Regions from separate parts of the Mus musculus genome. Here all the other regions are linked to region 2. The links are chromatin loops, found by intact Hi-C in ENCODE. Cell type or tissue: heart. All regions are shown on one strand. Region 1 holds the start of Coro6 (coronin 6). Region 2 holds the start of Ssh2 (slingshot protein phosphatase 2). Region 3 overlaps Ssh2 (slingshot protein phosphatase 2). Region 4 overlaps Ssh2 (slingshot protein phosphatase 2).

What was found. Hi-C counts contacts between places; a loop is a spot of excess contacts. Peaks named below come from ENCODE experiments on the same cell type or tissue, not always from the same donor. Only the 100,000 strongest peaks of a DNase experiment are listed, where the experiment ranks them.
Region 1: it touches region 2 in a loop (3-fold over the local background); 2 of 42 quality-filtered maps call a loop at or near these places.
Region 3: it touches region 2 in a loop (8-fold over the local background); 25 of 42 quality-filtered maps call a loop at or near these places.
Region 4: a loop joins it to region 2, with 10 times the contacts of the local background. A loop is called at or near these places in 18 of 42 quality-filtered maps.

Annotation. Positions count from the first base shown.
Region 1 is chr11:77,459,194-77,467,193 of GRCm38, forward strand. Ssh2 (slingshot protein phosphatase 2) reads left to right here. Exons shown (of 15, transcript NM_177710.4): 15 at 1-1,027. It overlaps Coro6 (coronin 6), which reads left to right and starts at 4,718. Exons shown (of 10, transcript NM_139128.2): 1 at 4,718-4,917; 2 at 6,473-6,595; 3 at 7,002-7,131; 4 at 7,225-7,406. The coding sequence starts at 4,720. In heart, a CTCF peak has its summit at 3,153; DNase peaks (open chromatin) are centred at 3,418, 3,748, 4,828, 5,828 and 2 weaker places; H3K4me3 peaks cover 2,471 bases; H3K27ac peaks cover 3,560 bases; H3K27me3 peaks cover 2,199 bases.
Region 2 is chr11:77,211,391-77,219,390 of GRCm38, forward strand. It overlaps Ssh2 (slingshot protein phosphatase 2), which reads left to right and starts at 5,035. Exons shown (of 15, transcript NM_177710.4): 1 at 5,035-5,125. The coding sequence starts at 5,063. It also overlaps a transcript of Efcab5 not described here. In heart, CTCF peaks have their summits at 3,508 (motif pointing right) and 4,659; DNase peaks (open chromatin) are centred at 3,541, 4,791 and 5,101; H3K4me3 peaks cover 2,338 bases; H3K27ac peaks cover 1,709 bases.
Region 3 is chr11:77,303,833-77,311,832 of GRCm38, forward strand. All of the region lies in intron 1 of Ssh2 (slingshot protein phosphatase 2), which reads left to right. Among named protein-coding and RNA genes, the nearest start is that of Gm24989, 63 kb to the left of the region's middle. In heart, a CTCF peak has its summit at 4,921 (motif pointing left); no DNase peak of the experiment used is centred here.
Region 4 is chr11:77,443,525-77,451,524 of GRCm38, forward strand. Ssh2 (slingshot protein phosphatase 2) reads left to right here. Exons shown (of 15, transcript NM_177710.4): 14 at 5,864-6,698. Among named protein-coding and RNA genes, the nearest start is that of Coro6, 16 kb to the right of the region's middle. In heart, CTCF peaks have their summits at 3,226 and 4,614; DNase peaks (open chromatin) are centred at 1,527, 3,337 and 5,887; H3K27ac peaks cover 758 bases.

The sequences.
Region 1 (8,000 bases), 250 kb after region 2:
TGTGTCCTGCACTCGCATCCAGCAGTCCTTTCTTAGTGCTGATGTGTCTCCATAGTGATGGTCGTGATGGTGAATGGATAGTATGATTGTTTGGTTTTTGATTTTTAACGGTAGACAAGGTGACATTCCGTTGTTTCAGCACCAATCCAACTTAAAAGATCATAGACTTCGTTATCCCTTCCAAACTAAAAGATCAAGCATGTATTGGACATAAGTGTATGCGTTGCCTCGACTCATCTGGCACCCATATTAGGAAAAGGCCTGCCACCAAAGCAGGAAGCTGCACGCTGCTCTCCCCAGGGCTTTGGGACCTCTTGATGCCATGAAGAGCTATTGCAAGGTGCTTCTGTACTGCTCCAGCCTGAAGCAGAGGTGACTAGGCCTGCTTCTGCTAGGAAGAGAACCAGCCTCATCTCAGTGCCCCAGAGATCTAGGACAGGATTTCTAAACTGGAATCACCTCTTACCAACTTGAAGAGCCCCACCCCACCCCAGGTATAGGGCTGGTGCTGCCATCGGCCTTCACAGCGAAGCTGGTGGCAGCATCCTGTCTACAGAGAGCAAATACCCCAAATGGAAAGCTGAGAAACTGACATGTGTCCTAGTCAGTAAGCCCACTGGGAAATGATGGGTTTTGTTTTATTTGATTGATTTGCTTGGCGTAGCAAAGGTGCCTTTCCCACCCTCCTCCCTTTAAACTTTGTTTTGTAAGACTTGTTTGAAACCCAAACAAGTCCAAAAGACTCGCACTGACTGTTACCTTTGTCCAGGCTATCCCAAACTTCTCTATGCTCTCATTTTATTAAAAGCAGGTGCTCCCTGGAATCTCTGGGACCTTTCTGAGGCATTCAAAGCAGAATATAAAGAGTGGTCTCATCTCCTTCCTTAATCCTGGTGGTTGGGATGTCCCACTTGTATCATAGTTGTTTTTATTATTACTGATGTGCTCCGCTGTTTTTAAATGTGAACTTGTGCGCAGATTCAATGTTCTTGTTACAGATTGAATAAATTTTTATTTTGAAGACAAATGTTTGTTTCAAGTGTAACAAAAAAGGGAAGTGCTGATGAAGGTGGGAGGTTGGAAAACAGCCCGGACAACAGACAGATCAGCACACACTGAAGAACTTAATGTGGGGAGGTAAACATATATAAACATATGTACATGCATTTGTTTATGTGCATGTATATAACCTACCTTTCACAAAAGACTGCGAAGGAAACAGAGTTACAAAAAGTTGCAGACAATGAGACTCAAATCAGGTGACCAGGCTGGGAACTTGGCTGGTCAAAGAGTCACTCACAGAAACTGTCACCTGAATGTTAGAATGAATAAGCAAAATTCTTCTACCAGCTGTGGTGCAGAGTGACTGGTGTGGGACATCTGCGGTGACCTGCTTTAGCAGTGTCTGGATTTATTGGGTGAGTAACCTCACTGGACATTAACACAGAGCAAACGAGTTTTCATCACAGTGAAATCTACTAGGCTGGGGAGAGGGCTCAGTGGTTAAGAGCACTGGCTGCTCTTCCAGAGAACCCAAGTTCAAATCCTACACGGCACCTCACAACTGTCTAACTCCAAGATCTGACATCTCACACACATGCATTCGGGCAAAATACAAATGCACATTAAAAAAATAAACACTTAAAAGCTACAAAACCCAAATGCAGTACAGTTCAGCCCAAATACGGTATTATCTGGGGGAGCTCTGTTAGTTGCCCAATTGTCAAACAAAATTTCTGATGTTTTCAAAGAAAACGCCAACCTACTTCTCTCTGAGTCGGCCAAGTGAGTGGCGCATTGCTATTCTCCAGTGGGGATACATGATGTGAAGGTATGGTCACCTCACAAAATATTCTAGGAGTCCTTGGAATATTGACCAACTAAATATGTTCAGTCTTGGCTTTGTAGCCAAAGCAAATGAACCAAATTAGTCTCAGTTGCCAGGTCTTGTTCAGGAAATGAGTTTGAGAAACAAAATTCCTGTTAGCCTCATGGATTGCAGTACAGGACCCACTGACAGTTCTATGGGAGAACCAAGCCCAGTGGCTTCTTTGCCTGACTGGTGTTTTGTTTTAACTTTGTGTGTGTGGAAATTTTTCCTGCATGTTGGTGCAACACATGTGTGTCTGGTACCCATGGAAGCTATTGAGATATTGGATTCCCCAGAACTGGCGTTAGAGATGGTTGTAAGCTGCTTTGTGGGTTCTGAGAACTGAACTTGGGTTACTAGAATGTGCCCCCAGAACGATATGAGCTAACCATGTACCTGGAATCTTAAAGACTCCATCCCTCTTTGTGGTTATGCACACATAGAAACCACAAATCTTCTGTGTAGCACTAACAATTTCTGGTTCTGTTCCTCTACAAGCCACTAATTGCCTAAACCCCTTCTGAGAAACAAGCCTATAGACACCCACATGCTCATGGGTGCGCACTCTCTCTCTCTCTCTCTCTCTCTCTCTCTCTCTCTCTCTCTCTCACACACACACACACACACACACACACACACACACACACACACACACACTGGTCTCTGGAAAACTGCACTACTGAGTCTATGTGCTGCCTGAAACTGGCCTCATACTGCCCTTCAGAACCTAAGATGGGAGGGAAGAAATCAAGAGCTCATGGGCAAGCATTGAATAAACAGCAACTCAAGAAACTGGCTGTATTTTATCTTCTTGACCTTGAACACTACTCAAGACTGGGTCTTGGGGGTGAGGAATTCTGCCCTAAAATAAAGGGATCATCTCAAAGACCAGAAGGCTAAACATCTTCAGAGTTGGTCTCTCTGACCTCTAAAATATGGCCAAATATCTGTGCCAACATCTTCCCCTTGAACCCAGTGCTGGGAGTTAGTTTACTTTTCTCTGCCTGGCTTAAGCTGTGGCTCATAGAACCTTCTAATAGGGATGAAATGCCCATACCGGTGCCAAAGTTTTAAGTTCTCAAACAATCGCCATCGATGTTAATAACAGCGGTAGCCTCATCAATTGCCCTGGGTCAACGTAGACCCTCATCAAGCTACTGAGACGATTCCCCCAGAGTATCTTCTGAGGCCTCTTCGCGGCGGGTCGTGGCTGTTGGGGACAACCCCGCCCGCTGGGAACGACTAAATTAGCTGCGCGATTGCGGCAGGAATGCGGCGCGCAGGCACCTGATCTCGCGCGGTGGCTCCCATTCTCCGTGTCTCTCTTTGGACCAAGCGCCTCCCGAACCTGTATGCGAGGGACGGTGGCAGACACGAGGCACGAACACCCCGCCAGCGCACGCACACTTACTTTTCCCTTTTTACAGCGGAGTTGAGACGCCCGCCGGACTTTCGCGCGCTGGACAGGGCGTAGCCGCTCTGGCCTGGCCCTGCCCCCGTCCGGCCCCGCCCCCTCAGGTTGATGGCAGCAGCAGCTGGGACTGCAGCGGAGCCCGCAGCCGAGAGCCGCAGGCAGCGGCCGGAACACCCTGGCCCGGACGCACGGACGCCGCCTCCTCGGCCCTTCGCATACCCCGGCCCGCTCCGCAGAGGAGTCGCAGCGTGAGCACCCCCGCCCGGCTTAGGACCAGGTACCCCCCTCCCTGCCTCCGCCACCGCAGCCAACGGCGCGGGCGGGGTCTCTGGAGGGGGCAGAGGTCTGCGCCCCCCCCCCCCCCCGCCGCTAAATTCAGTTCGTCAGGGCGGACTTGGTGTCTATATTTGGCCGGACAGCGGCTGGCGAGGAGACACCTAGTCTCACAGGAACGCACTGCCGGGGCAGGAGGCTGGAGGAGGGGGCGAGTAGGCCGGCCTTCAGGCCTGGGGCTACAGAAGTGGTTTGAAGGGCACAAGGATGCCCGGGCAGGGGAGGGGCAGGAAGCAGTTGGCCTTTGGGAGAACCTGCTGTGTCCCCTTGGGAAAAGTAGCAAGCATTGCTAAGCTCCTAGCTCCAGAAGCCGAAGTCGTAGAACCAGAAAGAGGACCTCACCTCCTCCCTGGTTGCACATCTGGTCCTTGCAGGTGGGGTCGAGGGCCCCCACCCTCAAGAGAACGGACTAGCCAGCCCAGGCATCGCACCCAAGAGGCTGGACCAAAGTATGATATTTGTGTCAGATGACCATAGCCAGGACTCCCCCACCCCACCCCATCCGGAGAAATCAGTGCATGGGGAAATAGACAGAAGGAAGATCGCCCTACTCCCACATACCCCACACCACCGGAGGAATCTTTTAAAAAGAGTAGGAAGCAGGGCTAACAAAAGGACCTCTTCTCTTGGCCAAGCTGTAGAAAAAGACACACCGGCTTGAACTCAGCGATGTGAATATGGGATCTTGAGGGCTGCAGTCCTACCTAGCCTTGAGCTACGGTCCACTGACTAAAAGAGAAGGTGTTGGGTGGGGAGCCTTTCAGAGAGACAAACACTTGCAAAGAGGTCTCATACATGACTAGCAGCATGAGGGGACCCCCTGATATTCCTCCTCAAAACATTAGGTCTTGGAGGAAGTTTCAGCCCTGTGTCAGCCTCTGCTATCCCGGCTAGCCTGTGTGTCTAAGAAGCGGTGAGATTCCCCATCCTTGTCCCTCATATTAAACAACATGAGACAGATGTCAAAAACCAGCCTCCAACTTTGGTCACTTTGAAGATCCTGGCCAGATAATCCTACTCACTCACTCCTCCCTTCCACAGCTCGCAGGATTAAGGACCAACGTGCCTCTAGACTCTGATACTCCCTATCTTTGCCCCAGCCATGAGCCGGCGTGTTGTTCGGCAGAGCAAGTTCCGCCACGTGTTTGGTCAGGCAGCAAAGGCTGACCAGGCCTATGAGGACATCCGGGTATCCAAGGTCACATGGGACAGCGCCTTCTGTGCCGTCAACCCCAAATTTCTAGCCATTATTGTGGAGGCTGGAGGTGGAGGTGCCTTCATTGTCCTGCCTCTGGCCAAGGTGAGGGGTGAGGGGAAGAAAGCAATTGGGAGGGCACTGGCTAGGGTCTCTGGGATATATCCCACACTAGCCTTTTCTCACTGAAGTCCAGGCCTCCAGAAGGGCAGTCTGTGTGGACTGGGTACTCTGTCTTTGCCAAACCCACAAAGAATGGTGGAGAACAGCAACATCAGCGTGACCTGTGCGCCCGATCTCTAGGCCACAGAGCACTGTGTTCCTAGCAGAAACCAAGATGGGTGTTAGTGATGGAGATGGTTGGGATACAGCAGACCAAGGTCCAGTCAGACTCTAACCTTATCTTTACCTAGTGTCAGAGAAAGGCAGAGTCAGAGAGATGGAGAGAGACACACAGACACACACAGAAACAGAGAGAGACAGAGATACAGAGAGAGAGAGAGAGAGAGAGAGAGAGAGAGAGAGAGAGAGAGAGAGAGAGAGAGGTGTTCAGACTCTGATCCTGGGAGTGGGATGAAACTAAAAAGAGAAGTTACAATAGTCAGAGCCTTCCCTCCCCTGCACATGAGGGAAAGGGCCAGGCACTGACTGCCACCTTTGCAGACACGTAGCCATCTGTACCCCAGGAGAGATACCCCAAAGCATAACCTTGACCTAGATACTGAGCCCTATACCTTGCTAAAGAAGACCTCACAAGTGGTGGGGTCAGGACAGGCCTGACAATAGCCTATGACTCACGCTGGACAATGCAGACACCATCCAGAGACAGCATCCCAAGGGCTCACATTTCAGCCCGAGCCACCTCCTCCCCCAGTGTGACTGCCATGTCAATGGCATTTAGTCACCCTCTCTCCCAGACTATGTGCTTTGGGCCAATGCCAACCCCTGCAGAGTCTTCAGAGCTCCCACAACTTACTCATGAAGACAAAAAGAAAGACGAGTGCCAGCCCCTGGTAAGGGACACTCAGCACCAAGACTGCGTGCTGCCTATGACTCCAAGGTGAAACCAAGGGAGAGGTCTGCCCCAGGGGCTAAGCCACTGCCGTCAGAGTCACTCACTCAGACCTCTCTCTCCAGGGGCTTGCCAAAGGTCCTCCAACTTGGGGGACAGGTTCAAGCACATCCTCCTCACAGGGCATGTGGGTTCACGCCCATGAGCCCAGCACTGGGAAGACCGAGGCAAGATCAGCCTAGGCTAATCAACATAATGAGACCTTAACTTGAGTCTGGGTTCCGTGTCCTGCTGTGGGTACTTTGTTAGGTCAGCCTGTCTCTCTGAATCAGACTTCCTAATACAAAGGCATTCACACTGTGCATCTCCAGCAAAGTTCAAAGAGTAGACTGAGGGTGGGGGTGGGGTTAAATTCTGAAAAAGGTCTGCAAAGAGAAAACTAATAACACAGATTTGAGAGGTAAACAAATCTACTGCCCACTTCAAAACCACATACAGGAGAGCAAGGGCCTGGGATGCAGCTCATTGGTTGACCATTTACTTAACAAGTGCTGGGCCCTGAGTTCCGTTCCCAGCGGTGCTTGTGCACACACACACACACACACACGAATGACAGTGAACCCATATCACCCTCTCTGACCCCTCCAGACAGGACGAGTGGATAAGAACTACCCACTGGTCACTGGGCACACTGGCCCTGTGCTGGACATTGACTGGTGCCCACACAATGACAACGTCATCGCCAGTGCCTCAGATGACACCACAGTCATGGTAGGAGACTAGTGGATGCTGCCAAGCTGGGCTGGGGAACGGGGAGGTGTCTCACCTGTGCTGGGGAAGATAATAGAAGGGGTAGAGGCCAGGAGCTCTGCCCTGTCCTGCCCAGTTCCCAGATTATTTTTAGTTAAATACATACCTGCGCCCTCCCAGAGGGCACTGCCTAGAACTAATTATAACCATGGATAACTTGGGGCCCTAAGAGCAGGGGTACAGCACTCTGAAGTTTTCTTGACAGAGTAAGGCAGTCTTTGGAGAGCTCACAACTGCTGCTTCACGGTGCTGGTACCACCAAGTTTTTTTTCCTGTATTTGACCCGTACCACTCAAGAAGACCAATAGCACTAAGTGTGTGAGCCATCTCTGAATCCCACCTGCTTGTTGCCTTTCTTCCTACCTAGGTGTGGCAGATTCCAGACTACACCCCTGTAAGAAACATCACAGAACCTGTCATCACACTCGAGGGCCACTCCAAGCGTGTGGGCATCCTGTCTTGGCATCCTACTGCCAGGAATGTCCTGCTCAGTGCAGGTCTGGGGTGGGGCTAAGGAGGGTCCCTTCTGTAGATGAGGGTGGGAGTGAGGAAGGAGAGCCTCGGATGATACGCCTGGTCACTCTGGACAGGGGGTGATAATGTGATCATCATCTGGAATGTGGGCACTGGGGAGGTACTGCTGAGCCTGGACGACATACACCCTGACGTCATCCACAGCGTGTGTTGGAACAGCAATGGTAGCCTGCTAGCCACCACCTGCAAGGACAAGACCTTGCGCATCATTGACCCCCGGAAGAGTCAAGTGGTTGCGGTGAGTGCCTGGCCTGGCTGCCTATTCCCTAGCTAGCACCCCCTTGTTCAACACCAGCCGTTAGTGCCTGATACCCAGTCATCAGAGCCTCTGGTCCCAGCTTTTACCTGTCTTATCCCTACTCCGGAGATTAGTCATGACCCAACCCCCTCCGCACCCCTTGCAGGCTCAACAGCCTCAATCCCTCCTACCCTGAGTAAACTCCCAGACTGCAACCCGGTTCGCTCCCCTCCCATACATCTAAGAGCTCCGAGGAGGGCTCCTTGCTTTGAGATTGAGGAGGGAGAAGCTGGAAACTCCATCCTCCAACCAGAACCTGCATGAAACCTGAGCTTCAGGACCCTCTCCTCTCAGATATCCAACGCCATCTTCCAGGGTCTGGGGCCTGACTACCGAGACCTGACCCCCTTTCCACCCATTGACCCACTGGGTGGGGATGAAATAACCCTCAAGCGTGGCTTATCCCAGCTGGGTGCCCTGGGAGGCCAGTGGCCCTGTCCTGGCCAGCCTCCTTCTAACCTGGGAAGTCGGGTGCCTGCATGTCTGCTTGGAGCACAGGCGTGGTGCGGCTGGGAGCCGGAGGGCGGGTGGGCG
Region 2 (8,000 bases):
TTCAAATCACAGTGGTTTGAGTGGGGCCATAGAACCATTATATGAAGATTTTTGTCAGTTTTCAGATAGAATAGGGAGAGATGACCTGTTCTAATATAAGTTCCCACTGGGCTTGATGAAGGACTTGCTGAGCAAAGCTAAGGAGTATACTACTGCCAGGTCATCGTTTTCAGAAGACAGATGTTGTGCATATTACTGCCTGCCATGACCAGTGAGCTTTAGAGCTACCAGAAGACAACATGTGCTAGGAACCCAAGGAACAGGAGGCCGACAGATACTTCTAAATGGATTCAGATCCCAATTTCTTCTTTTCTATATAAATTATACATTTATTTCCCCTTGTTTATGTTTGAGGTGTCTTTTTCATTATGTCTAAGTTAGCTGCTTAATTATTGTTCCAATAACACAGGATACTCTGCAAATTAGAGATTTGTAATTATTTTGCAATATACATTTGATAATAAAGTTTAAATGGGTAGTAAAACAGTCGCATTATCACAAGAAATTTTCACATTCTATCTTCTAGTTGGACAAAGGAAAGAATGAGCTATAAGAGACAAATATTGATACTTGTAAATGTTAAAATGAGAATTATTTTAAGTTTTTATTAATTACATGTATAAACTAAGTTCTTACCAATAATGGCTACCAATAATTTGAAGAGGTCACCATTACAGTTTTTCATAGATAATGAACGCTGTCATTTTAGTCATAAAACTGTATATTAAAACATGCTATGTTTACAGAAGGAATCTCGGATACTCCAAAAATTTAAAAAGATTTTATTTTGAAACTTATACAAATTAAATATTTAATATCCTTGATACATCATTTATTTTATCTTTTACGAATAGTATACATCATTAAGCCAAGCATGGTGCATAAGCTAGTAATTGCAGTATTTGAAAGGCTAAGGTAGGAGGACCAGGCACTGCAGGTGTCAGACACAAAGTAAGTACAAGACCAACCTGGGCTACTAGAGACCCTGTTTTGAGGGTTTTGTTATTGCTGTTGTTTTTTAAAAAGTATATGATAGAAAGAAAATGAATTTTTCCCCAAATACCAAGTCTTTAACTCTTTTTAACTTACCCAGTGTGTCACACAAATATTTTTATGGCTGTCAGGATGTGGAGAAAAAAATGACTGAGAGCCATTGCTTCTTAACCTGAGGTCCTTCTTGAAATGTCGTGGCTATGTAAAACATGGAGAAGTAGCTTCCTATAGAAAAGGTCAATTGCTTTTGAAGCTTAAGAACCAGTTGACTTCAGAAATTTCAAATCCCCCTATAATTTCACTCCTGGAGAGATGAACTCCACTATCATGATCAGGCCTCTGGTCCTACAAACAGGAAGAGTGAAGGAGCTGTAAGCAGAACTAGGATGTTCTTTCATCTTTTTGGCTCTGTTGAGAATCCTACTTTTGGATTTTCTTTCCCAAATTAATCTATCACTGCCAAATTTAGTGATGAATACCTACAATCCCAGCGTTTGCGAGGGAGAGGAAAGAGGATCAGCAGCTCAAGGCTAATCTCTGCTATAGATCTAGTTGGAGGTCAGCCTGGGCACAGACGACCAAGTCTCAGACACAAAAACTTGAAACAAATTAAGTTGATACAGTCCAGGGTTTTTGGATTTTCATAGTAGATATCACCTCTCAGATCATTAGAAGATCCATCAGGAACATGGATCCCAGAGAAGAACGGGTAACAAATGCACAGTGAAAACAGATTTCTTCTCTATAATCCAGGCCAATTAAAAAAGGAGCTATCTCGGAATCTATAGCCAAAGCCTAAAATTTAATTTTATACAAAGAACATTTACCCTGACAATCCAATCTTTGTTTTTAAGTAACTTTATATTTTATCTAGACTTTTCCTATGTCTACAATACTTTCCTCAGAGTCTAGAAAAGGTGATTGAATCCATAGTACCATTAAACTATAGTTCAATTATTTATTGATGTATATACATCCATATATGTATATATATGTATATATATGTGTGTGTGTATGTGTGTGTCTGTCTGTCTATCTATCTATCTATCTATCTATCTATCTATCCTTGATCATAGGCTATGAACCCTTGAGACACTTATTTTATTTTTTCCTTAACATAGCCATGGGGGGACCAGTGGGGATGGGTGAGTGGGTAAAGGTCCTGGCCATGAAGCCTGATGATCCTCAATATGGAAGGAGAGACCTATATCCCATGGGTTGTCCTCTGACCTCTACAGGTGAACCATGACATGTGCATGCTCCCCATTCCACAGTTAAGGTAAAATACAAATTAGAGTTTAAAAAAAAAAAGAAAAAGAAAAAGAAAGACAGTGTTGACACACATCTGTAACCCCGGTGCATCAGACAAGCCATCCCAGAGGCTTATTAGCCAGCCAGTGTAGCTGAAGTGATGAGTTCCAGGTCCAGTAAAAGACCCCATCTCTGGAAAACAAACAAACAAACAAACAAACAAACAGAGTGACACCTGACATTGACCTTTTTCCTCTACACATTTATCCACAGGCACATACATCTTTACACTCACACACATTTCCACCACATATGCATAGATGCACAAATGAAAAACAAAAGAGTACCTAGTATATAACATACATTAACATTCTCTTTCTCTCAGTAGATAATATGCAGCAATAATTTTCAAGTATCAGTTTCTAATATACCACTGAGATACATTTCTTTTATATGATAATAAATCAACTTCTTGATACAAACTGTACAAGTTGAGTACTTTATAACCCAATTTCATCACCTTAGACATGCTGAACAAAAATGTTCTATACTTAACTACAGATGATATATATCTTGACCATTAACCTACAGTTTAGAAAAAGCATGGACCATGTCTCATTTTTTTCTTTTGCTTGAAGATATTTCCTGTACATAATATACATTCAACAAGGCCTTTATGAACTCAGAATACACTTCAGAGAATAGAAAATTATCTTGACTGCATGTAGGACCTTTTAATTTGTATACATTATCTCATTTGATTATGAAAGTCCTGTAAGTTAGGGTTTCATCATAGAGAATAAGGAACTACAGCTCAAAAAGTTCAACTCATTTGCATAAGGTTTTACACAGCTGGAACTAGAAGCTAGGTCTGACTCACAGCAGTGCTTGGTCTCATTGTAAGGTTAATGGACTTAAATGTCTCCTTTTCCAGATGAATTTCTTTAGAGTATGCCACTATATAGAAGAAAACCCAAGTTGTCAACCACATATCAGTAGGAAAATCAACATACTGAGAATTACTGATTTGGACAATACTTCTCTTTCGGTTTATAAATACATTTATTTGGGGACATTTAGCTCTCATCTTGGCTCTCTACATAGTTTTTTGTTTAGTCTCTTAAGTCTTGGTTCAAAGTTCTTACTTCTGAACCTTGCCTTCTCTTTCCTGTTCACTCTGGAGCTCTGGGGATAACGTTGTTTCTCATCTGTGAACCACAGTTCTTCAATTCTCATCTCATAGGCAGTCTTGATCACCACCAGGGGGCAAAAGCCTACCAACTGGTTTTTCTGCACTACACTCTACAGAGGACTGGCACAGTACAGGGACCCTCAGTGACTCTTGATGGAACCTCCCTGCTAATTACTTCAACCACAGGGCCCCAGGGAGAGAACAAAGACTCAGCATAGAGGGTTCTTGTGTCACTTAACCACACAGCAACCAGAAAGAGCTTATGACAGCCCTATCAGTTTAAAAGGAGCAATGAGATCCAAGATTGTTTGAGTGACAAACAGAAAGAGGTGGGCTTTAGAAACTGGAGTCCATAAGTGAGTGTTTTCTACAGCTTTGATATGGATGGTGGTATTTACCAGTTCATCCCCTCAACTATCTCTGTGTAAATATATCAACGGGTTGCACTGCGTGACTTTTCCTTTTCTTTTTAGTCTTGATTTTTCCATTACATGCTTGGTTGATGTTGGCAGTTTACCATTTAGAAATGTCTTCCTTTAAAATATTTTAATTCTACATTTTCACTTGCATTTATGAAATAGTCAAATTTATGGGGGAAAGAAAAAAAGCTCAATGATCAAAAGATCTTTGTTTAGTGGAGATCTTCACAGTAGGAAGCAATTGAGAGGTTTTAAAAAAAAAATAGCAGGTTGGAGCTTTCCAACTCAGGGTCCAGCTCTCTGTGCCCGCCCCTTCCCTCAGCATCTCAGGTACAGTGACTGACTTTAGGCAGGTTGTAGAGGAAGGAAGCCTGAGGCTACTACGAAGTTTCCAGTGTTTACCACCGGGGGGAAAAATCTTTCTTAGGAAAAGTCTGGTCGTTAACCCTGAGGCCCTTTATGATGAGGAGGGTGGGGAAGCTCATTAAGACGGAGCCCTCTTGAGGGCCAGGTCCAAGCAGGAGGGCTGGTCTCCCGGGTCTAGCCCAGAGAAAGCGTCTATAGCACCTGCGGAGCCCTTTTCCACTAGAAAACGTGTTCGCCTCAGGATTTTCGCCTCAGTTTTTCTCTAAGGTTGCGCGCCCCACTCATAAAATGGTTGTCTTTCTGGAGTGAGGATTAGCGGCTCTCCCACCGACCCCCACCCCCAGATCAGGACCCTCGGTTGGCTGGCTGCCTTCCAGGGCTCCTTGGCCAGCTCGCCCCACGCCGCGCAGCGGGGACAGACAGAGCCGCAGGGGCAGCAGTAGGGCTCGAGAGCTGACCCGGGAGGGGACGGCGGCCCGAGGCGCGGCGCACGCAGCCTGCCCGCCCGCTTCCGGCAACTTAAGGGTTACGCCGCCGCGGCGGCGCGCGCCGAGGGGAGAGGCGGTTGCTGACAGGTGGCGCCTGCGCACTGGGAGCGCTCATTGTGCCCCGCAGCTGCCGAACCGCCCGCCTGCCCGCCCGCCGCCCGTTCGGCGCGTCAGTAGGCGAGAGAGTCCGGTGGTGGGTGCGGAGCCCGAGGCCGTTCCCGCGGCTTCATCTCCCTCTCCGTTTCCCTCGTCCCTACGCCTCACCCATCGTCCCCCATCCCGGCTCCGTCACCCTCCCGCCCCCCACACTCAGGACGAGAATGCCCTGCCCGGAACAACCCAGCAGCACCTAGATGGCTTTGGTCACGGTCCAGCGGTCGCCTACCCCCAGCACCACCTCCAGCCCTTGCGCCTCGGTGAGTCCCTCCAGGCGGCAGCTCCCAGCTTCTGTCACTGCGGCTCCGCTTTGCCTCAGCGGGTCCCGCCGAACGCCACTGCGCACGCGCCGCGCCTCTTCCCAGGCCTTGGCACTCAGGCTGCTGCGAACCCCCCACACCCTCATCTTACCGGCGAGCAGCAGCGACTGCCAGACGTTGGGGTTTTTTGTTTGTTTGTTTGTTTGTTTGTTTGTTTTTTCCCCAACCTCCATCACCCGGAGCACCCAGTCCCTCACAGCGCTGGCTCAGAAATCTCCCGTAGCATGCTTCCCATGGCTTGAGCACTTCCTTTCGGCTATGAGTCATTCTTGCTTTTCACCCTCCCCCCTTCTTTTACCCTCTGTTGCTCTGTTGCAGGGAGAGGAAGGGTGGGCTCCTAGGTTACCCCCGACCCACACCCATATCCTTTACGCACACCGTTTCAGGGACCCAGTCAGTGCACTGCGCATCCTTCTTCCGTCTCGCCCTGTGTGTGCCTTTCTCTAGTCCCTGGCATCTCTCTTGTGCTCCGTACAGTTTAGGCTTCATTGGACTGCTCGGTGGTAGTTACTCCCTGGTTTCTTCCCACCCTTAAAAGATGGCAGTGATCTCTGCTTCTTGGACTTCTACCTTTCTCAGTGAGAACCCAAAGCTTCTGGTGCTGCTTGATAACCAGTGCCAATTCATTTCCATCTTATAGACATTTATGCCTTCCACTCATTGCTCATGATCGTTCTTGCTCATGGGTTGTGCTTGGATGGTTCATGACTTCAAATGCTGTGTCGCTAAAGCATGTTTCCAGAAGGAAAACACTCATCAATTAGCATTTTTTTTTCTGCTGGGCTTTTCTATGCCTTCACCTCCACCATGACTCCTTTATAGCTCTAGTCTCGGGCTTCATATTTGTGAATACCTGCTAGCATGTGTTAGCATTGCACCAGTGTGGTAAAATGGGTCTTAAAAAAAAAACAGGCATCTAGATGAAAATATGAGCAATTGAAGAACTATTTCATATAGAATTGTAGTTTTAACATTAGATTTAGTAGTGTCAAGTTGCAAAGAGGCATTCAGTGAACACCATGACTTTCCACTGTATGAAAGAAAGTTGGGTCATTAATATTTGTTAACTGAGATAGGAGTTTGATATCTTGAAAGCATGTTGCCTTGTGATTTCAATATAGTTTCCTGAATTTCAAAATTTTGTTGCATATTGTGGTAGTTTCTTCCTTTGTGAGTTTTCTTGTGTGTTTTTGTATGACTACCCTAATTCAAGAAATTACTCTATTCACCTTGTGATGGTACAGGATACAAAACTGAAATCTGTGGGTAGAAGTTTAAAGAGGCACATTTCCATTAGTTTAGGGAAGACGTTTGTAAAAATCAAGTGCACTGTTTTGCAAAATAGCACACATTGTATCAAGCAGAAGCCAGGGGAGCTTTGGCCAGACAGGTGATATAAAGAATCCTTGCATGGGGGGGGGGGCTTGCTGGACTTTCTAAAGCTTTATGATTCTGTGATTTGAGAATAATTGTACTTCAGAACTGATGAAACACTTTAGGGTTTGCTCTAGGCAAATATGAGAGGGGTAGAAATATGTAGCATTTTCATGAGTGGATTTTTTCCACTTTATGGTAGATTTTTCAGAATTGATAGAAAATCTTCAGACCATAGTAACTCACTCCAATAGTAAATCCTTTGATTTTTGTGGTTACCAGGCCTAGTTTTGGCTGTGAAAGCAATCAAGGGTTAGTAGATAACATACTGAAGTAGAACTCAGTATTGTAAAACTATTTCCCCTGGGCATTGCTGAAAACCTTTTATGTTACAGTAGCATTTATTAAGCTATTGTTATATCAGTTGTCTTGAAGTAAATGAATAATATTTGGTAAAGCCATATTTATTTGACATGGCTTTATTAGTCAAAACTTGGAATACTTTAGAATCTTGAGGAATGTTAATAGTCATTTTGGCATAGGTAGGCAATTAAGATTGGTCATGTAAATACTGTAGTATTTACTATAGTAAATATTGAGTAGTAAACTCAGTTATTAAGCTAAATGACAGATAGTTCTATATGCCCTGGTCTGATGATTGCAGTTGTTTATACTTGGCCCTGTGTGTAGAGAAATCCTGGCACTGCTGTGTGAGTAACAATCAGCATTGTTAGTGTGGCTGACAGGCCGCTTCTCTTTCCCTTTAAATTGTCTTCCTATTTGATTCCATCCAGACCTGTGCTCAGCTCAGTTGTCTTGTGGTCCTTGTGCTACAGTGTCTGACATGCATGTATTTTGCCGTTTTATCTCTTACTATATGAATAGGTTGGTTGGTTGGTTGCTTGCTTGGTTTTAAAAGTGAGGAAGAGTGCAAAAGGTAGTTGACTTTTTTTTCTTTAAAGAACAACTGAAGTTTGTGAAGCTGAAGATTTACTCTTTTAATGATGGACATATTAGTACTATCAGCTCTTCAGCATTTTTAAATTAAGCATAAATAACTTGATCACTGTAGTAGTTAATCTTCAATGTCAATTTTACTGTGAAAAATATTTCCAGAGAGGTTTAACTGAGGAGGGAGGACCCATCCTAACTGTGGCACTGTTGTCCCATGGGGTGGGTACTGGACTGAAGAAAAAGGGAAAGTCCAGCAGAGCCCAGCACTCCCTCTCTCTGTTTCCTCATCTGCCCACTTGTTAGCAAATTTCTCCTCCCATGCCTTCCCTTCCCTGATGGACTGTATCTGTGAACTCTGAACCAAAGCCAGTGCTTCCTCTCTTAAACAGCTTATTGTTAGGTGTTTGGTCAAGGATCAAGAAAAACAACCTAATACAATTACCTACTAGATATGAGTGACCATCACAGATACTGAGTCATATAAGAT
Region 3 (8,000 bases), 92 kb after region 2:
GTCCCTCGTGGGCTGGTGCTCTCACAGCCATGGCCTGAGTGCGTCTGCTGCCCTGCCTGCCCTGCTCTGCTGGAGTGAACTCTTCTGAAACCATGAACCGAATCAACTTTTCTTCTCCTGAGTTGTTTCTGTTATCCACTTTGTCACAAACGATGAAAAAAGCAGCTACTAAACCTGTAGCATAAACAAGAAAATATTACTTCAAGCCAATGATATTTCAAAGGAATATATTAGAGCCTATCTTTGACACATGTATATTTTTTTAATTTAAATTTTCTGAATGTTTTGGGGGAAAATATTTTATGGCATCTAAAATCACTTATGTCTATAGAACGATATTATAAAAATATTTAGTTTATTTTGTTCTGATTTAGTCATAAGTTATAGACTAGAGGTAAATAGTATTTCCTGGCTTACCATACACTTACTAGCCTGCTTGGAACTATAACCTCTGATCAAAGTCTAGTTTTTTTGTTTTACATTAGGTGGCAGGACAAAATTTATAATGACAAGTACTTAAAATTCAGTCAGTATGTCACCACTCTAACCTCGACCTTGATAGTTTCTCTTACATAGGCAAAGCAATGATGATGTCTTTTTATGAAGGTGTGCCTATCTGAAAATAACAACACTAAACACATAGGAGGAAGTAGTCCAAGGGCAGGTTGAACAAAAGCTTGATTTGCAATCATATAGTATCCCTGTAGAATCCTGAAAATTAATAGAGCCTTTGGTTGGTCACTACCAAGGAACATGCATGGAGCCTGCTAACCTTGTGTGTGGTATTGGCAGCCTTAACTGTGTGGGTGTAAGAGACATTATCATGGTCTTGGGATGTGATTCAGGAGGGCAGTGCTTCTCCAGCATGTACAAGGCCCCAGGTTCGGTCCTTAACACCACACAAAGTTCCCCATCTTCATCTCTACTCATTCCTGGTTGCAAAATTAGTGCATAAATTTTTTTCACTGGAGGTTAGGCATTTTAAAAATATATGTAGGGCTGAAGAGATAGCTCAGTGGTTAAATTAAAACACTAACATCTTTTTCAGAGAACATATGCCAGTACTCAAATGGTGACTTATAACATCCTGTCAATCCAATTCTTCTGGCCTTGACAAGCACTGAGTAGCCAATAGTACACAGACATACATGCTGGCAAACACTTATACATACAAAATTAAAATAAATCTTTAGCAGAGGCAGGCGGATTTCTGAGTTCGAGGCCAGCCTGGTCTACAAAGTAAGTTCCAGGACAGCCAGGGCTACACAGAGAAACCCTGTCTCGAGAAAAACAAAACCAAAACAAAACAAAAACAAACAAACAAAAAAAACCTTTAAAAATAACTAAAATCCTGCATTAAGTTTATGATGGTCTTTATCTCTGTTGGCTTCTCCCAGTTTACTTGAGGGCTATTCCTACAGGTAGTGCAGCAGTACTCTGTCATTTGACCTTTGAGCAGTTTCCTTTTTATACCTATAAAATGTAAAGAAGCCTCTTTGTTTACCTCATCCCTCTCCTTGATTGTTTGTGTACGTGAGAGAATGTGATGTGAACCTTAGTTGAGAATAATAGAAACTGTTCAAGCAGGAAAATAAAAGTTATTTTGGAAGTGTAAGGAAAGAATTTAAGGTGTAATTGCATTCAGAACCTCAAAGTTTCTCATCAAGATATCTCGGCTCACTGCTCACCTCTACTGTCTTTCCTGTGTTGCTTTATTCTTGTAGATGCTCTATCTATGAAGCAAGGAAAGCAACCATTAACAATGATACCTATACTTTTTTGGAAAAAAAATCAGTTTGGCCACCCAAATGGAAATATACCCTTTCTTCAGTAGTTCTTGCAAGAGAATAGAAAAGGGTTCTCTGCAAGAAATTCAGGGCACCATCAAGGAAAAAGGCATTAATAGGACAGGTAAAACAATAGATATCTAGTGCATATAGTTCATCTGTGACTGTATTAGGCATGGCTTTCATCCTTAGCAACAGTGCGATATATTTCTAGATATAGAATGTTTTTGTTAAATAATACCAAATTATTGGAGAGAAACTTCATATGAGGCAAGCACTGATTTCTTTTCTTCTGGGCCTAGTTTCTCTGTGGTCCTCATTTGCATAAAATCACATTATTGGATAGTATATAGCACTTGGCATTACTTGTAGATCAGACATGCATTGTTATATTTAGTTATTCTTTTGTTCCTTATTATTGATTTGTTTGCTTTTTGTTCTTTGTTTTGTTTTTTGTTTGCCTTGGTTTGGTTAGGTAAAGGATTTTGCCATGGCTCACCTAGAGCTCTATATAGACCAGACTGGCCTTGAACTCACAGACATCTACTGGTCTCTGCCTCTTGAGTGCTGGAATTAAAGATGTGCACTACCATGTACAGCTAGTTTTGCTTTGGCTCTGAAAATCATACCTAGATACTTAGGCATGCTAGACAAGCACTTCACTAAGCTACATTCGACCCTTCATATGCATTTAAATCTTTAAAAACTATGTGGTATTTCCTATTAGACAATTTTCCAGAAGTTTCCCTTTATCAGTGGAATTTTTTTCATTATATTAAAACCCTAATTTCAGAAATTTTGTCATAATTTATTTGCTCTAGTGACTCATTCAATATTTGTAGCATAACTGTTCAGGGTGAGATGTGAACACACATAACACAAGAAAATATATATGAGAAGAAAGAACATGACCTTAAGAAAGGAAAGCTTGGGCTGGAGAGATGGCTCAGCAGTTAAGAGCACTGACTGCTCTTCCAAAGGTCCTAAGTTCAATTCCCAGCAACCACATGGTGGCTCACAACCATCCATAATGGGATCTGATGCCCTCTTCTGGTGTGTCTGAAGACAGCTACAATGTACTTACATATATAAAAATAAATAAATCTTTTTTTTAAAAAAAAAAAAGGAAGGCTTATGTTCAATTGAAGATGATCAGAATTTATTTTTGCAAAATTTTTCTTACTGACAACCAGGCAATACCTTGATGAAAGGAAAAAGCAAAATGTTTTTCATTGAGGTATTTCCCTAGGATGCAAGACTAAGAACAACTTAATGGTTTGGAATTCTGAGTGGGCTCTTTTAAATATGTGTAGACAGTATATAGGAACACAAATTAAGTATTGGGGGGAACTCTGATTAGACAGTTCTCCTGTGGAGCAGATATAGAAACTGCTGCACAGTCCAAGGACTCTATTGAAGAAAAGCAGAAAGGAACTAAAATCAAACTAATAATCTGTGCTCTTTTTCATTTTCCCTAACTAGCTTTTCAATACACTTCTTTGTAATTTAATCCCCAGGATCTATAGAAATGGCTCAGCAGTCAAGAATGTGTACTGTTCTCCCAGAAAACCTGAGTTCAATTCCTAGCACCCACATTGGGTGGCTAACAACCAGTGTGTGTGTGTGTGTGTGTGTGTGTGTGTGTGTGTGTGTGTGTGTGTGTGTTGGTTTCATTTGTTTTTCAGTGTGACATACTTGCTAGTTATCTTGTATCGCAGACTCTTTTTCCCATTGTCTCTCTAGTATCACGTAATGTTTTATCTCACCAACACTTGGTAGGCTTGGATATTCTTTTCATGAGTTGTTGAGGTGGTGTTGGGGAAGTTAGGGTTTTCTCGGAAGTAAGTAATAAGTGTTTCTTTATTGCTTATCACTACAAGTGGTTGCTTGGAAAGGGTTTACTGATTAGGATACCATCTTGGGAATCCCTTTTGACATTTTCCTGTTTCCATGAAGCACAGTTTTGTGGAGTTGCTGGTTCTTTGAGTTTATGCTTCTAACCAGAGCATCTATTGGAGCTACTAGTGCCGTCAGTGATGAGGACTAGCAGATGGATGTTTGGAAGTGGTCCTCATCTGTATTAGAATCTGCATAGGGGAGGAGATGTCCCATGAGGTATAACCATGTTCCCTTTAGTTATGTTCAGTTTGGCAGGCACTCTAGACTAAAGACTATCTTGCAAAAATAAAATCATTAGAATAATCTGATTATGTCATTGTAAACTTTCTATGTTCATTTCATTTATCTGAATTCTAATTACCTTATGAAAACAGAAGAAAAAAGTATTGTATTAAAAAGAGATAATACTTCTCAATTTTTAAAAGCTTTTTCTTGATATGCAGGGGGGTGGGAGGGAGACATTAATGTTTTAAAGGCAAGGAAATGGCATTTGAAGCCTGCACAACATAGCAAGACTTTGTCTCTAAAAGAAAAGGGAAAGAAGAAAAGGAGAAAAGGAAGGAAAGAAAAGAAGAAAAAACACAAAAGCATGAAGGAAAACTTTCAGCAAATGACAGAAAGTCAATCTGCTAAATAGGATTGCTCTTATATCTTTAAAGACTCATTTAAAAGCCAAAGAAAATGAGTTTATGATTGCAAAGTTAGCTTTTAAAGGGTTTGTTGAAATTTCTAATCATTTTATGTAGGTCTTAAATATTTATGGATGAATATTAAGTTAGTAAGACTTAAGACATGACAGCTCTTCAGCCTGCTGAGGCCATGTGTGTATCAGAATTTCTCTCTGGTAACCTGACCTCACCTCTGACTTTAAAGGCCGTAGAAACAAACACTTCCCTAGTTAACAAAAAAGAAATGGAGAACAAAGGTTGGAATCCTGGCCCAGATATATATGTAGTTAGTCATTTATTTGGGTGGCATCAATCATTAGGACCTGCCTGTGATGGGTAGGGGGGACAGTAATGAGTGTTGCTAGCATCTTTGGTATGGCTGTCCTGTGTGTGCATATTTGTTTTGCACATTTGTTGAGAAGCATTTTATACTCCAGATTTCTGTGATCTGCTGATCCTTGTCCTAAAATTTAAGGCTCTGATAATGGCCTTTAAGTAAAGACAATGTATACTTTCTCTTAGCAATTTCTGGTAACACAGCAGTGTATGCTTTGACTTGTCTGCCCTCTACTGGAGATCTGTGATAACATTGACCAGTGTCCTCTGGCTTTAGGGGAAAAAACATGTTTTCCTTTAAAGACTCATTGCTATTCAGTCAATATATTTATAATTTTACTCAGGTTTTCAAAATGCTGACAAATACCTCCCCAGGGTCCCCACGTTCAGAGCTCAGGCCTCTGCAATTTATCATTTGGAGCCTACCTCAAAGCAAGCTCGGGTTTCAATTCACTACTTAGCTCATCACAGTCCCTAACTGTATTTCTGCTAGTCTTCCTTTTTCTTAATGTCAGTCGGTCTCCTCAAGATCTTTACAACTGGAGTCAAAGCCCACTTGTCTTGTGAACAGCATTCCCACAGTGATAGCTTTCTGAATTGCTGGCTTGTCCTTCTTTTGCCACACATTTACACTGTGTGAGAAGTTTGGGATCAGCCTGGTGTGGTGGTGCACACCTTTAAACCCAGCAGTCAAGAAGAGGTAGGCATATAGATAAAATTTCAAGGCTAGTCTGGTCTACATAGAGTTTTCCAGGTCGACCAAGGCACATTGTGACATCTTGTCTCAAAATAAAAAACATTTTTGAATCAGAGCTTGTGATGTGGCTCAGCAGATGTTTGCCACACCAATGTAGTGACATGAGTTTGAGTCCCCCAGAATCCAGGGAAAGTGGATGGAGATAACCCAACTCTATAAAATGTTTTCTGACCTTCACACACATGCCATAGCATAGGCATACACACGCGCACACACACACACACACACTCACTCACACATGTGCGCACTCGCACACTAATAGCAATAATAATAATAATAATAATAATAATTTTTAATATTTGGCTTGGTAGTGAAGGTGCATGCCTTTAATCTTAGCACTTGGGATACAGAGGCAGGTAAGTCCCTGTGAGTTTGAAATTAGCCTGATCTACAGAGGGAGTTCCTGGACAGCCAGGGCTACACAAAGAAACCCTCTCTCAGGAAAAGAAAGAAGAGAAGAGGGGAGGGGAGGGGAGGGGGAGAGGGAGAGGGAAAGGAAAGGAAAGGAAAGGGAAAAGGAAAGAGAAAGAAAACTAAGAAAGAAACAGAGAGAAAGACATTTTAACTCTTAAAATTTATTTTTATTTTATATGTACTGTTTTGTCTTTATGTATGTCTATTGAGGGTGTTGATCCTGAAATTACAGTTATTAGCTGTCATGTGGGTGCTGGAAATTGAACCCATGTCCTCTGGAAGAGCATTCAGTGCTCTTAACTACTGAGCCATATCTCAAGCCCCAAGAAAAATTTTTTTTCTTTTTTTTAAAATTTTATTTGTAATTCATTTTTACACTTCATATTCCATTCCCCGCCCCTCCCCTTCCACCTTCCAACTGATCCACACCCCACACCTCCTCCCCACCATACCCAGTCTCCACATGGATGCACCCACCCTCCACCTCATCTGACCTCTAAACTCCCTGGGGCCTCCAGTCTCTTGAGGGTTAGGTGCATCTGAATGAGCATAGACCTGGAAGTCCTCTACTGTATGTGTGTTGGGGGCCTCATATCAGCTGGTGTATGCTGTCTGTTTGGTGGTCCAGTGTTTGAGAAATCTTAGGGGTCCAGATTAACTGAGACTGCTGGTCCTCCTACAGAATCACCCTTCTCCTCAGCTTCTTTCAGCCATCTCTAATTCAACAACAGGGGTCAGCTGCTTCTGTCTATTGGTTGGGTGCAAACATCTGCATCTGACTCTTTCAGCTGCTTGTTGGGTCTTTCAGAGTGTGGTCATGCTAGGTCCCTTTTTGTGAACTCTCCATAGCCTCAGTAATAGTGTCAGGCCTTGGGACCTCCCCTTGAGCTGGATCTCACTTTGGGCCTGTCGCTGGACCTTCTTTTCCTCAGGCTCCTCTCCATTTCCATCCCTGTAATTCTTTCAGACAGGAACAATTATGAGTCAGAGTTGTGACTGTGGGGTGGCAACCTCATCTCTCACTTGATCTCCTGTCTTCCTACTGGAGGTGGGCTCTATAAGTTCACTCTGTTGGTCATTTCATCTAAGGTCCCTCACTTTGAGTTCTGAGAGTCTCTTACCTTCCAGGTCTCTGGTGCATTCTGGAGGGTCCTTCTAGGAAACTTTCATTTTTAATAAAATATTTAATTAAAAATTTGAATCCCCTCATCAGCTGCAGCACTTGGGAGAGTGAGCCCACACATTCCTAGGAAGCACACTGGAACTGGCCCTTGTGACGTGGGTATGGAAGAGATGGCCCAGTCCCTAGCCACCTTTGGCAGGTGAGAGAGTTAGCCTGTCCCCAAGCCTGAACAGCATGGTAGAGCTGGGCCTGATACCATGGGCCTGGGAAAGCTGACCTGCTCCTTACCAGGGCAGTGCTGGAGAGTTGGCCATGGTGGCATGGGTGCAGGAGAGCTAGCAGGCTGATCAGGTCAGCTACCATCCAAGATGTTTAATTGGCCCTCCCCACCATCTACCTTCTGTGAACTGCTGGAGCATGGGAAGGAGCTGCTCCTGCAGAACTGAAGCTACAGGATCTCCATGACACAGGGCAACAAGATATCCTATAAAAGTCCTGTGAGGATCCAATATTGATAATGTAGCTGAAGCCAGAGGCTTCAAACCAGACCAATGACCAATTGTGATAAACATCTGTAAGAAAAGCTGTTTAGGCAAAAAGGTACACTATGTGACACACTGACACACTACAGTTTCCATGACAATATGTTTTTTCTTATCAGTCTAGGGGTGACCTCATTCACAATGTACTGGGCCCTCCCACACCAATCACTAATTGAGAAAATGCCCTACAGTATTGCCATATTTTTCTTTTCCTATTAATTAATTTACATCCCTATCAAAGCTTCCACTCTCTCACAGTTCCCCCCCCCCACCTACCCTGCCCTTCATCCTCCAGTCTTCTCTTTCTACTCAGAAAAGGGGCGGCCTCCCATGGATATCAGCCACCTAGGCATTCCAAGCTGCAATAGGACTAGGCCCATCTCCTCCTATTAAGGCTAATAGGTGTCCAGTTAGGGGAAAGGAGTCCAAAGGCAGGCAACAGAGTCAGAGACAGGCCCTGCTCTTGCTGTTAGG
Region 4 (8,000 bases), 230 kb after region 2:
CCAAAAAAGCATACATTCATATATGTTCTTTTTTTCCTTCTCCACTGACATTAACCTGCCTCCAACCATCACAGTCATACCAACTCCCCAGAAAAATGGCATGAAAAGTATCTCTGGAATCTCTTGTGTTGTGATGTCCAGGTTAGGGATATCATTTAGGCCACTTTTGACCGCCAGGACTGCTCATAAAGAATGTTCTAGAACCAAATCCAACTAAGCCTCACTGTCCCTCCATTTCACTGGTGTCACCTGTGTGGAGTGGTCTACAGAGGAAGGGGGAACTCTCTGAAAGGCAGTTAGACAGAGACAACTTCCAAAGTTTGGTTGTTCCTTAATAGTATTTTTTTCTGGATCTTGTTTTCACATCATAGGAAACACATGGTGGCTCTCAGAGAGTAAGAGTTGTGATCCCAGCATCCTCTAACTGTAGTTACACAGAGCAGCGCTGGGTACTTGGCTGGTTGTGCCAGCTGTTGTCTGTTGGAGGGAGCTTCTTGGTGCAGTGACCTCTGAGTAACCTATTTCTATAGTAACATCTCAGTTGATTACAGTCTTAGTGAGAGCATGAGGGCCACAGCAATATGTCAGAAATGCAAAGAACTTCTTACATCTCTCAAAATATCATTGGTAGCTTAGAAAAGGCTGGTTTACTCTTCCTCTTGAAGACCTAAGAAGGATGGTATAATTAAACTGTTGGTATTTTTCATGTTGTATTTTTTTTCTGTTTTAATAGTTGTGGGGTGGTAGCAAGAAGAGCGAGTTATAAAGCTCTTCCTGCTACCACAAGCATCTGCCAGATTTATGCTCTATCAGACAGGTTCAAATTTCAAGCAGACCATTTGCAAGTTGAACCATGTGTCTTTGGTATTAGGTTCCAGTGTAAAGGGGACAGGAGGAAAACTAGGGAGGAAAGCTAGAGAGAATTTGTATGTCATGTCCTCAGACATGTCCACTTTGGTTATGAGGGCCAGAGATAGCAGGGCTCTCTTCTTATCCTGGTTTTCTGGTGGAGAGCAGTCTAGTTAGACATAGCTGTCAGCCCAGAGCAAGGAGCCTGAAATGAAAGGACATGGATTTCTGGTCCCATGACAGCCAAGCCTAGTTGTGGCTTAAAAGGATTTTTTAAAATAGCTTTCTGGCTAAATAATTGAAAATATCCAGGACCATGCACAACTCATGGAAGTGCCAACACTGCTTTCCTAGTCCCCTAGAAGGTAACCACGGCCAACCTCAGTCTCCTAGCCCTACACTTCTAGCAATACTTTCTTCTGTATACATTTCTTAAAGAGTTGATGCTATTACCTAACATGTAGCAAGAAAGCAGAAGGAAGAGAATAGAATGTCTTATATATCTTATCAATTACATTTTTTCTGCTCATCTAATAAATAAGAAAACTAAACTGTTTCCCAGAGTAGCCTAGTCATATGTGTGCCTGTGTTTACATGATTCCAAATTCAGGTCAGGGGCCACTCGAAGGAGGGGAGATCTGAGGCGTGGTTGCATCATCTAGGCCATAAGCCAACTCTGAAGTTCCTTTTTGGCAGCTTGTTTATTTACTTGCCTGCCTAGAATGGGAGGTGGGGGTCAGCTGGATTAGAAATTACCAGTTTAAAATAATAGATATGATCTACTGTTGTGTGCCAAGTACTGTCCATGTCAAAGCATTAGAATACACCAGGCAGAGCCTAACTGAAAAGCAATCTAGTGTTCCCAGCAAACCAGTGATGCACACATGCCCCATGACCCATATATTACACTCTATTGCATGACACCTCTGAGAGACTGAAGTCTTAGCAGCTACAAGAATGTCCCTGGCAATGTTTATAGTAGCTAAGACTATTTGTCAACCATATGGACAAACTAATTGTGAAACATTTATTTCACTTTATGAAAATAAATTTACATACAGTGATGGAGCTTGAAAACATTTTAGCCAAAATAATGTTTTATGGTCGGGTGTGGTGGGCATGCCCCTAATCTCAGCAGAGAGAGGCAGGCAGATCTCAGTAAATTCAAGGCCAGCTTGCTCTTCATATAGTGAGTTGCATGATAGCCTGGGCTGTGTAGTAAGATTCGATCTTAAAATTAGTTAATTTTTAAAACCACCTGCAATAACATTTTAAGGGAGAGGAAGGGACAGATGATCAGCACAGAGCTCAGGAGGGAGGAGGTTACAGGTCAGCAGGGAGCACGTGAAGGTTGTGGTGCTGTAGCAGTGATGGTGGTCGCTGGACTGTGTTAGTGTGCCTACCACTCTGCCTCAGGCCAGTCTTTGGATTAGATTTTCTTTCTCTTACTCTCTCTCTTTTTTTAATATTTTTATTAGGTATTTTCCTCATTTACATTTCCAATGCTATTTCTTACTCTCTTATAAGTAGGTGTCAATTGTATTCCCAAGGCTCAAAGGAGTATTTTCTGATGATCATCAACCCCCAAGAAGAGAAGGAAGTCCCTGCTGAGCAGCAGGCTGTGATGTTAGCTCGCTCCTCACTAGCACAGCTCCCATCTGTATCCCCTCGTGACTGATACAGCACTTCAGTGTACTAGGTTTATTCCTTGTATGTATGAGTGTCTGCCTATGTTCATGTTTATGCACCACATGCATGATTGGTACCCATGGAGGTCAGAAGAGGGCATGATTCTCTGGATGTTATAGATGGTTGTGAATCACCATGTGGGTGCTAAGAATTGAAGCTAACTCCCCTGCAAGAGCAATCATTCTTAACCACGGAGCTATCTCCCCAGCCCTGACTGATAAGCAATTCGCCAGCATTTAAAAAAACAAAAACAAAAACAAAAAACTATACTTTGGGGAATTGTTGAGATTATGGAAACTTCTCATTTGTTTGTTGGCTAATTATCAGCTGCTGTTTTATATCTGACATACTTTGTCAGATGGCTGAGAACAGCTACCCTCCAAGCTGTCTCCTCAGCCATCATCACAGGACTTCTCTTATGGTGCTGAATGAGAAGACCCATTTGCACAACCCCACAATGAGTGACAGTGTGGAAATCAGAAAGCACAGGTGGTATTTAGGCCTGGAAACAAAGGCCTCCAGAACTAAGAAAAGAACCTCACACAGGAAGCAAACTGGCCTTGGTTGGTAATAATACAGTTTAGTCCATGCTTTCTCAAAGCAGTCAGCTTGCCTCTCCCTTACTTGAGATGTGTGATATGTGTTATGTTGTCTCCTCCTAGGGGTGGCTAGAGGTCATGCAGCTTGAAAAGGGTAAAGCTCTACTGTACACCCAGCCAGCTGATTATAGCTTGTCTTCATAAACAGATTTGACCTGTTCTCTCTGACGGAAAGCACCCTCTGCTGTGAAGGCCTGAGTCGAGCGCCCCACCCAAGCAGCAGACGGCAGAGGGAGCTGAGAGCAGGTGTAGAGCTGAGAAGAAACAGGGTCACATCAGTGTAGGCACATGACTCAGCAGAACCCTCGTGTGGCCCCAAGCCACGGGCAAGTTGTTTGAAACTGAGTTTCCCCTTCCACCCAGAAGTTAGGTAACTCTTTGTCTGCTATTAAATCATGGGGACTGTCAAGCACCATATTTAGGATCTAATCCCTGGGCAGGTGATCCTGACCAACGGTACAGGCAGCTGAGATATTTTGGCTGGGGCTTTGATAATTGTGTTTCCTTTATAAGCATGTAGTTTGAAGTAAACTTGTCCCCATCTCAGACTGCACTTCATGAAATAACCAAAGAATGACTATGTAGTGATCTCTGGGGTTGATAAAGAGCCCTCTTTGGACCACATTTTCCTAAGTGTTGTCTCAAGTTCTAAGATCTTTTGGGAAAGGCTTGTCCTCTATACTCATCCTCTTCATTCTATAACAGCATATTCAATCCACATTTACTAGGCCTCCTTTATTTTCTAACTTAATGATCACCTTAGCCAGACATGGTGGTACACGCCTTTAATCCCAGCGCTCAGGAGGCAGAGGCAGGTGGAGCTCTGTGAATTCAAGACTAGCCAGTTCTACATAGTGAGCTCCAGGTCAGCAAAGGCCACATAGATCCTGTTTCAAACACATACAAAAGACTGATCACGGGGGAGCTGGATAGAAGGCTCAACAACCCACTTTGGTATCCAGCACCCATACTGGGGTAGCTTCTAGAGATCTGACTCCTCTTCTGACCTCTATGGTCATCCTCACAAATAAAAATAAGAAGGATCCTGATCACCATTCCCCCACATCTGCCCAGCAACAAAAGCTAATACATAAGCTCTTATTCCAATAATAAACCTCCAAAAGATTATTGCTTTTTGAGTAACTTATATGTTCTTTAGGTTGGGGGGTTGTTTTGTTTTATTTCTGGTTAAATTGTTAAACATTTTTTTAAAGATTTTAGATATTTTAATTTTTTAAAAAACTGTGTAAATTTTGATTGTATTCCTTCCCCTCCCCCAACTCCCAAATCTTCTTCCACCTTCCTACCTTTCTTTCCCTCTTTAAAAAAAAAAAAAAAAGATGGCATAGGTCAAAACAAACAAAAACCAGTAAGACAAATAGCACCCCAAAACCATAGTACCCATGTTGTGTTGAAGCCTGCTCTAGAGCATAGTTGATATATCCAGTGCCACCCTAGTGGAGAAAACTGATTTCCCCTTTCCCAGCAAATACCTATTGCAAATAGCTTCTTGGTTAGGAATAGGACTTTGTGTCCCTTTCTCTGTGCTGAGAGGTTTTATCTGAACTTATGCAGGTCTGTGTGTGCTGTCACAGTCTGAGTTTGTATGTGAGGCAGCCCTGTCATGTCTGGAAGACGTTGTTTCTTCAAGTCATTCCCCCACCTCTGGCTCTTATAATCTTTTCTGCCTACTCTTCTACATAGATCCCTGTGTCTTGAGAGGAGCAGATTTATTTATCTTATTTTATGTGTATGATGTTTTGCCTGAATGTATGTTTGGTACCCATGTGCCTTTGAAGGCTAGAAAAGGATATCAGATCTCCTGGAGCTGAAGTTAAAGATGGTTTTGAGCCACTATGTGTATGATGTTTTGCCTGAATGTATGTTTGGTACCCATGTGCCTTTGAAGGCTAGAAAAGGATATCAGATCTCCTGGAGCTGGAGTTAAAGATGGTTTTGAGCCACTATGTGGTTACTAGGAACTGAACCCCAGTTATATGTGTGTGTGTGTGTGTGTGTGTGTGTGTGTGTGTGTGTGTGTGTAAAAACCATATACCCTTAAAATATTTCCTCAAGAAAACTTCTAACAGGAAGAACTGATTATTTAAAGATTAAATTTGGAGAACTATTGCTACACTTGACAGGGCCTGTGAGATAGCCCATCAGGTAAGGTGCTTGCCACTATGCCTGACAACTTGAGACAGATTCCCTAGGACTCAGGTGATGGAGTGAGAGAACCAACTATTTCAAGTTGTCCTCATATCTCCACTTGTTGTCCCATCATTAACACAGTAAAAGACGTTAAAAAGATTGAAGTCAACAGGTCACACTTACCCATGCCATGAGAGAACTTGATTATCAATAGTGACTGTTAACAACAATTTCAGGTACCATTAATCTGATTACAGAAAAAAAGTCAGATCTCAACACTCTGGAGGCAGAGGCAGAGAAATATCTACGAGTTTGAGGCAGACTGGTCTACCCAAGAGATGGCAGGAGTTTCGTCCAAGTCAGCCGGGACTCTAGTGAAGCTCTGTCTCGAGAAACAATTCAGATCTTAGCCATTATTGCTGTTTGCTTTGGGTTTTGTTCATATAAGTTGCAGTGTTCTTTTGTCTTGGTCCAGTGAATAGGAGCAAGGATTCGCAGGAGATAAGTTTCTCTGGGTGTGGTTTCCCCAGGAAGGATGTTGACTGTTTTCACAAACCTGTTTGTGTTGTTCACAGCAAACAGCGGCATAACAAACTCTGGAGATCTCATTCAGATAGTGACCTTTCAGACCACCACGAACCCATCTGTAAACCTGGGCTCGAGCTCAACAAGAAGGAGATGACCACGTCAGCAGACCAGATCGCTGAGGTGAAGACTGTGGAGAACCTTGCTGCCATGCCTACCGTCTTTATGGAACATGTGGTCCCACAAGATGCAAATCAGAAAGGACTACACACCAAAGAAAGAGTCATCTGCTTGGAGTTTTCTTCACAAGAGTTTCGTGCCGGACAGATTGAAGATGAATTAAATTTAAATGACATCAATGGATGCTCATCAGGGTGTTGTCTCAGTGAATCAAAACTCCCTCTTGACAACTGCCATGCGTCTAAAGCCTTACTCCAACCTGGACAGGCCCCAGACATTGCCAACAAGTTCCCAGACTTAGCTGTGGAAGATCTGGAGACAGACGCACTGAAAGCAGACATGAATGTCCACCTACTGCCAATGGAAGAGTTGACATCTCGACTGAAAGACCTCCCCATGTCACCTGATCTGGAGTCACCAAGCCCCCAAGCCAGTTGCCAAGCTGCCATCTCAGATTTTAGTACAGATCGTATTGACTTTTTTAGTGCCCTGGAGAAATTTGTAGAGCTTTCTCAAGAAACCCGGTCTCGGTCTTTTTCTCACTCAAGGATAGAAGAATTAGGTGGAGGAAGGAGTGAGGGCTGTCGTTTGTCAGTGATAGAAGTGGCAGCTTCAGAAATGGCAGCTGATGACCAGAGAAGCAGCTCTTTGAGTAATACGCCCCACGCCTCTGAAGAGTCTTCTGTGGATGAGGACCAGTCGAAGGTAAAACTGCTTTATGGTTTTCTATTTAATGAAATTCTCACCCAAGAAACTATTGGAGACTTTGCTGTGTTAATGCCTTTGAGAGGCTGGGTAGGGGGTCACCCATGCTCAGCCAGGCTACACCACTGAGCTTTACCCCCGGCCCTAACCTTTATTTCATTAATATATGTGTGAGCTGGCAGTTCACATGAGCAAAGGTGCCCAGAGAGCTTGAGTTGCAGGGGCTTGTGAGCTGCCTACCATAGGTGCTGCGGACTGAGCTCTCGTCCTCTGTACACGCTCTTAACACTGAGCCTTTTCTTCAGCCCTTAGATTCACTCTTGATGTTAGTAAAGATTTCCCTAGTAGATGGTAAAACAATCCAGCTGAGACCTTCCTTTGAAACGAGGCTTTTTAAGGATTTTATCTTTTTAGGCTTTGATGTCACTTTAGATTTATTTTATGTGCATTATGATATTTTGTCTGCATGTATAAATGTGCACTGCATGTGTTCCTGGTGCCCACAGAAGTCAGGAGAGGGCTTCAGTTTCCCTGAAACTGGAATTATAGATGGTTGTGAGCCACTATGTAGGTGCTGAGAATCAAACTCAGGTTGTCTGCAAAAGCAGCAAGTGCCCTTAGCCTCTGAGCCATCTTTCCATCCCCTGTTGGAAGCATTTCTGAAAGGAGATGATGCCAGAATAGAACTAGCCAAAGGCAGTTCTGTGGACCCTGGGGCTCAGGTCAAAGCTGAGCAGTGATGAGGTGCCACAGTGCCACCTGAGTGAAATGGCATCTGAGAAGATGGGTTTGTTTGGGAAACATTTTGTCTCCGGAAGTTCACAAGCTAGACACTTGTAAATAGTTGCTGGAGTAGCAAGATTATCTGTGCTGAGCTCAGTGATGCTGACCAGAGACTTTGTCTCCAGTCCTATGGAGCTTAAAAAGCAAACGGTCATTTGGGAGGATAAATTTGGGGGAGCAGCCAGAATCCTAAGATTCCCAAGTGGCATATGTTTTGTTTTGTTTTGTTTTGTCTTGTTTTGTTTTTCAAGAAAAGTTTCTCTGTGTAGCCTTGGCCTTCCTGCAATTTACCCAGTGGTACGAGACTGGCCTCGAACTCAGAGATCTGCCTGCCTCTGCCACCCAAGTGCTGGGATTTAAGGCATGAGCCACCATGCCTGGTGATGAATGATTTCTTATAAACTATTTCAGAAGAAAGAGGAAATGCCATAGATGGTTAAAAAAAAAAGTTGCTTTGTTTTGTCTGTCTGTCTGTTTTAAGACAAAGTCTCAACAAAGTCTCAAGTTTACTCTAACATA